Linked DNA regions of Homo sapiens: region 2 is linked to region 1. Evidence: chromatin contacts called from ENCODE Hi-C or POLR2A ChIA-PET data. All regions are on one chromosome and are shown on one strand. The core of a region is the stretch at or near the end of the contact, and the rest is flanking DNA. Distances in the headings are between cores, read along the strand shown. Region 1 has its middle 210 kb from the start of SLC24A2. Region 2 has its middle 250 kb from the start of SLC24A2.

Region 1 (2,808 bases), core at 191-2,690:
ATGTGGCAGATATGGAGACTGCGGGAGAAGAGATCCATGTGTCGTGAGTTCCTGATCTTCACTGAGCTCCTACAGCAGTTATTGTTTGTTGCCAGGTGGTCTATTCTCAGGGCCGTTTGTGTTCTGATGTTTCTCCCTTGTCCTCCAATGAGACTGGATAAACTTTTTGAAGATAGAGTTTATACCTATACAATGTTTATCAAGAACTGGCACAAAAGTCTCTGAAACTCCAGTTGAAGGTATGTTTTCACCCTCTGATGATTATAGGGCAGTCTGGATCCAACCTGCCTAGGTCAAATTCTGTCTCTGCTACTAACTAGCTGCATACTAGCTACTTGGGCAAGATTCCTCCAATTCCTTATCCATAAAATAGGGAACTGTTATGAGCAAAGTCCATGTAATATGCTTAGCACAGTTTCTGGCACCTAATGGTACTTCAAAAGGTGAAATAATAATGTTCATTAAGTGCCAACCATTTCCATACATACTAGTTTAAAATCTTTTAAAGTAGGAATTATTACCTCCATTTTACAGCTAGAAAAATAGTAAATCAGAGAAATGTGGTTTTTTAGTTGCAGATCGATCACAAAGTGAGCAGCAGCACAGGTCTGTGTAACCCCAAAGACTGAGACTCCAGCACAGGTCTGTGTAACCCCAAAGACTGCAGTCTCTGAACCTCTCCACACTGTCTTGAACATTCAGGCCATTAAGACCCTGAACTGGGGAACTCCTAGTCTAGCTCTTTAGTCACTTGGCAAAATTGCCACCAGTGACCCGGATGAAGAGGTTGAAAACAGGCCCCTTCTAGACTTTGATTCTCAGCCATGGGTGTTGACTGCTTTGTGCCTCCTGGGTCCCCCTGATGAAACTCTGTGACTCTGGCTCAGGATGACTGTAAGGCAGGACACAGGAGGTCAGCCCTGTAATTCCATAACTGCTCACTCACTGACTGCTTAGTGAGAAACCATGATGACAGCTGGGATCCTTTCCGTGATGAGTAATTACCCTGTCACACAAATCTATTTAGACCACATCCTTCTGGGGTACAACCACCAGTTGATTTAAAATGCAAACCTTTTGTAGCTCATTGCCATGAGGATGAAATATAGAGTTTACTCAGACTTTTCTTTGTTGGAGTATTTATTGTAAATCATTAGTTACTATGAGTTGCTACCCATACATCAAGCAATTCCTACCTAGCCCTGAGTGCTGAAAGAATTCTCTGTGCTTTTCTAGAAAAGGTACCATTTGTCCAAGAATATAATTACTGTATACTTTTTAAAAATCCCAAGCTCATATATTTGTGTAGAGAAACTCAGGCCCAAGGACACCCAATTAACTGGGAACACTCAGTGTGGTTTTCAATACAGGAACCACAAGTCTTCAGGGATGTTAATGAACATGGATAATAAATGCCTCACCTACTACTCAGGCTTCCAGCCAGGGAGGCGAAGGAGTGACAGGCAAAGCCGTGGCTCCCTGCTCCAAGTCTTGCACTAAACACTTTATATAGGTCTTTAATTCTCCCAATAGCCCCAGTGGGTAGGCATTAGCATCTTCATTTTACAGATGAACAAATTGGGGATCCCCATCTTACACCATGAAGCAGTGGAACCAAAACTCATACTGAAAATAATTGACTTTCCCAAGTCTCTCTGCTATATCACCACACACAAAGAGACTTGCAGCCCCAGCTAGCTTATTTCTGGCTTCTGCTGGTCTGATTCTTCTGTGGGTGGCTTTAGAACAAATAGGATGGCTGAGGTCCCCCATCATCAGGGCTGCCGTTGAACATGAAGGAGGAAAGCTGCTATGTATAGCAAGCATTTTTATCTTGCCACCAACAAAGATCAAGCACACAAAATCTGAATCCCCCCAGGGGTGGGAGAAGGAGTGAGTTTCTATTTCTCCCAGACCATTCTGTCCAGAGCACACAGCAATATGGGCAGACAATTAGTATGAACGGATTTGAGCAAAACAGCAAATCTGATTGATGCTGAAAGCACACCCATGTGGGAGCACACAAAGGGATGGAGAAGAGGGGTGGTCATAGGAAGCGGGGCCTGCTTAAAAATTCTAATCCTCATAAGCTTCTGAGGAAGCTGCTCTTTTCACTGGGCAGGTTTTTAATATTTATTGCTGGGGGCTGTTTTAATCCTAATGAAAATAGCATGTCCCTAGGAAAAGAAATGCTGGAGCTACAATGAATGAATGTGGCTCTGGCATTTAAAATGTCTCACAAGGCTCACAGAGGGTAGAGGTGACCCGGAAGTGAATCATTGACAGGCTTCAGGAAGTACTGCTGCCAGAAGGAAGTTGAGCTCAAAACAGGGTATGTGTGGGCGAGTTCAGGCTGAGTTAACCCCTGAATGGGTCTGAATGGAAGACCCATTTCTGAAGAGGGGCACACTCAGAGTTCATCTGCCAGAGTTTGAATCCTAGCCCTGCCATGTCTAAATCTCAATCTCCCATCTCTAAAATGGAGAAAATGATAATTACAGATTTTGTTGTTTCATTGTGAAGACCAATTGAGACAATGAATGTAAATTACTTACCACAGCTTCCGGCACAGAGTAAGTGCTAAATAGTGAGAGATGCATTATTATTAATATAATTTTTATTATTGTATGGCTTATCCTTAATAGTATTGGCTTTTTTCCCAAAAATATAAGGATGCCAGGTATGAACTAAGAGATAGTAACTAGGAGGGCCTATTGGAAAGAGCCAGAGAAAATTAATGCTGAATCTTCTATTGATAAAATTCTGATTCAAATCTGATTCAAACTGAGAAGGAAATAAGAGCTTCTC
Region 2 (2,808 bases), core at 81-2,580, 44 kb before region 1:
TGAAACTAAACATCCTCCCTGCCCTCCCCATGCGTTCATGGTGGTTCGGGGATCCTGTGCTCACAAATACTGCTCTTTTCAGAGCAGAAATGGTAGGTTCTGTCTTTTGTGATTGCAGACCTTTAGGCTTTAAGGCTTAGCATATACAGGAATACCTCAGAGATATTTCAGGTTCAGGTTCCAGACCATCACAATAAAGCAAGTCACCAACATTTTTTGGTTTCGTCGTGCATGTAAAAGTTACGTTTACACTATAGTCTATTAAGTGTGGAATACCATTATGTATAAAAAGTTTGCATTGTGTTTCAAAATATACACAATAAAAAATACTTTACTGCTAAAAAAAAAAGTGCTAGTGATCATCTAAGCCTTCAGTGAGTTATAATCTTTTGCTGGTAGAGGGTCTTGTCTTGACGTTGATGGCTGCTGACCAGGGTAGTGGTTGCTGATGGTTGGGATGGCTCTGGCAATTTCTTAAAATGAGACAACAATGAAATTTGCTGCATTGATTGATTTTTCCTTTTATGAAAGATTTTTTTCTGTAGCATGTGATACTGTTTGATAGCATTTTACCCACAGTAGAAATTCTTTCAAAATCGGTCAGTCCTCTCAAAACCCTGCCACTGCTTTATCAACTAAGTTTATTCTAAATCCTCTTCATCATTTCAACACAGCAACTTCATCAGAAGCATATTGCATCTCAATAAACTACTTTCTTTCCTCCTCCATAAGAAGCAATTCCTTATCTGTTCAAGTTTTGTCATGAGATTGTGGCCATTCGGTGCCATCTTCAGGTTTCACTTCTAATTCAAGTTCTCTTACTATTCCCACCACATCTGCAGTGACTTTCTCACTGAAGTCTTAAACCTCTCAAGGTCATCTATGAGGGCTGGAATCAGCTTCTTCCAAACTCCCATTAATGTTGATGTTTTGATCTCCTGGTATGAATCACAAATGCCCTTAATGGCATCCAGAATAGTGAATCCTTTCCAGAAGCTTTTCAATATACTTTGTCCAGATCCATCAGAGAGAATCACTATCTATGGCAGCTATCACCTTACAAAATGTACTTTCTAAATAATGAGACTTGAAAGTCAAAATTACTGCTTGACACATGGGCTGCAGAATGGGTGTTGTGTTAGCAGGCAAGAAAACAACATTCATCACTCTGTATATCTCCATATAGGTAATAAGTTTGTTTCACTTTCTTTTCGTTCTTTTGCTCACTGGAGTAGCACTTTTAATTTCCTTCAAGAACATTTCCTTTACATTTATACCTTTGCTAACTGGTGCAAGAGCCCTAGCTTTTGGCGTGTCTCAGCTTTCGACATGCCTTCCTCACTAAGCTTAATCATTTGTGGCTTTTGAATTAAAGTGAAAGGTGTGTGACTCTTTCTTTCACCTGAACACCTACAGGCCATTGTAGGGTTATTAATTGGTCCAATTTCCATATCGTGTCTAGGAAATAGGGAGACCCAAGGAGAAGGAGAGAAATGGGGAAAAGCCAGTCATTGGAGCCATTAAAATACACATAACATTTATCAATTAAGTTTTCCATCTTACATGGGCATGGCTTGTGGTGCCTCAAAGCAATTAAAATAGTGACATCAAAGATTACTGGTCACAGACCACCACAACAGATAAAATAATAATGAAAAAGTTTGAAATATTGCAAGCATTATCAAAACATGACACAGAGACATGAAGTGAGCACATGCTGTTGGAAAAATGGCACATAGATATTGTTGCCACAAACCTTCAATTTGTAAAAAACACACTACCTGCAAAGTGCAATAAAGCAAAGCACAATAAAAGGAGGTATGCCTGCATTCTCTGCTACTGAAAAGGAGAATATTGGAAGGATAAATGAACATGTCCCTTAGCAATAAGGCCTAGGACCCAGAAGGAAGGCCATGTCCTCTCACCCCTACCTTGGTGGGTGCTTTCTCCCATGACTCAGTCCCCTAGGGTTAGATAACTTTGGTTTTCATTCTTACTTCAGAAATCTTAGATCTAGGATTGCAGAATCAAGCTGTCAGCTCTAAAAGTCCTCTATAACATTTCTTCCAGAAGGCTCAGATGTCCTTATGCAAATGAAATCCTTGATGCTTTCTCAGATATTCCAGAGTTCCTCAGGGGTGTACACTCAGTTCAGATTTCTCTCTTGTGACTGTATCTTTAAGTGAAGTTGTTCTTTTCCTTTCCCTAGACACCACAAATGTCCACCATTTCTTCCTGCTTATTATTTAAATATACTTAGAGGCTGCCTTCTGGAAAGTGCTGGACTCATGGCAGGTTGGAGATCTCCAGAGCTGTGCCCTCTTGACCCCAGCCAATTCCTGCCACAGTCTGCCCACCAGGGACAGTGCTCCCCTCAGTGGCACATTTGCCAGGCCAGGAAGTACCAGGCAAATGTCCCACCACAAGATGACAGGCTCCCCACCACAGGTGCCAGACTCTTCTCCTTTGTCTCATGGTAGCGCTTGTAGCTGCTGCGGCCACAGTGCAGAGTCTGGCACCTGAGGGGACAGAAAGGGGGGCTCTCGGCAGCAAGCCTACCTGTCAAGTGCTTCTGGGATTAGGAGTGCGCATTGCCAACTCCCCACTCTGGAAGAACTTGATGGGTGGGCATCCTGCCAAGAGGCAGAGCTCAAAGCCCTTCTGTGCATGTGCTTCTTAGACCCCCGACTGGCTACTTAGCCATTTGGCCAGATACCAACTTCTCCAGCAGTGTTTTTGAGCCCTGCCCATCTTTCCTTTGGCTGAATTGAGCAGACCTCCTATCAAATACTATCAATTTTCCTTCAT

The links. A loop is a pair of places that touch in the nucleus more often than their neighbours do. ChIA-PET counts read pairs that join two places held with the same protein, here RNA polymerase II (POLR2A). Pooled maps may share reads with other maps.
Region 2: a map of GM12878 shows a loop between it and region 1 (3-fold over the local background). The contact joins two enhancer-like sites. A Hi-C loop is called at or near these places in 3 of 168 maps with a recorded cell type or tissue (GM12878, left ventricle myocardium superior and naive thymus-derived CD4-positive, alpha-beta T cell), 7 of 37 single-sample maps with no recorded cell type and 17 of 50 pooled maps. POLR2A ChIA-PET finds 5 or more read pairs at or near these places in 1 of 52 experiments (activated naive CD8-positive, alpha-beta T cell).

The regions. Positions count from the first base shown.
Region 1 is chr9:19,997,848-20,000,655 of GRCh38, reverse strand. It overlaps a transcript of SLC24A2 not described here. Among named protein-coding and RNA genes, the nearest start is that of SLC24A2, 210 kb to the right of the region's middle. RefSeq lists an enhancer at 157-1,356. Within about 2 kb of position 1,440, at least 4 of the 41 ENCODE cell types and tissues checked have a DNase peak (open chromatin) inside an H3K27ac peak, as active enhancers do.
Region 2 is chr9:20,041,658-20,044,465 of GRCh38, reverse strand. It overlaps a transcript of SLC24A2 not described here. Among named protein-coding and RNA genes, the nearest start is that of SLC24A2, 250 kb to the right of the region's middle. Within about 2 kb of position 1,330, at least 2 of the 41 ENCODE cell types and tissues checked have a DNase peak (open chromatin) inside an H3K27ac peak, as active enhancers do.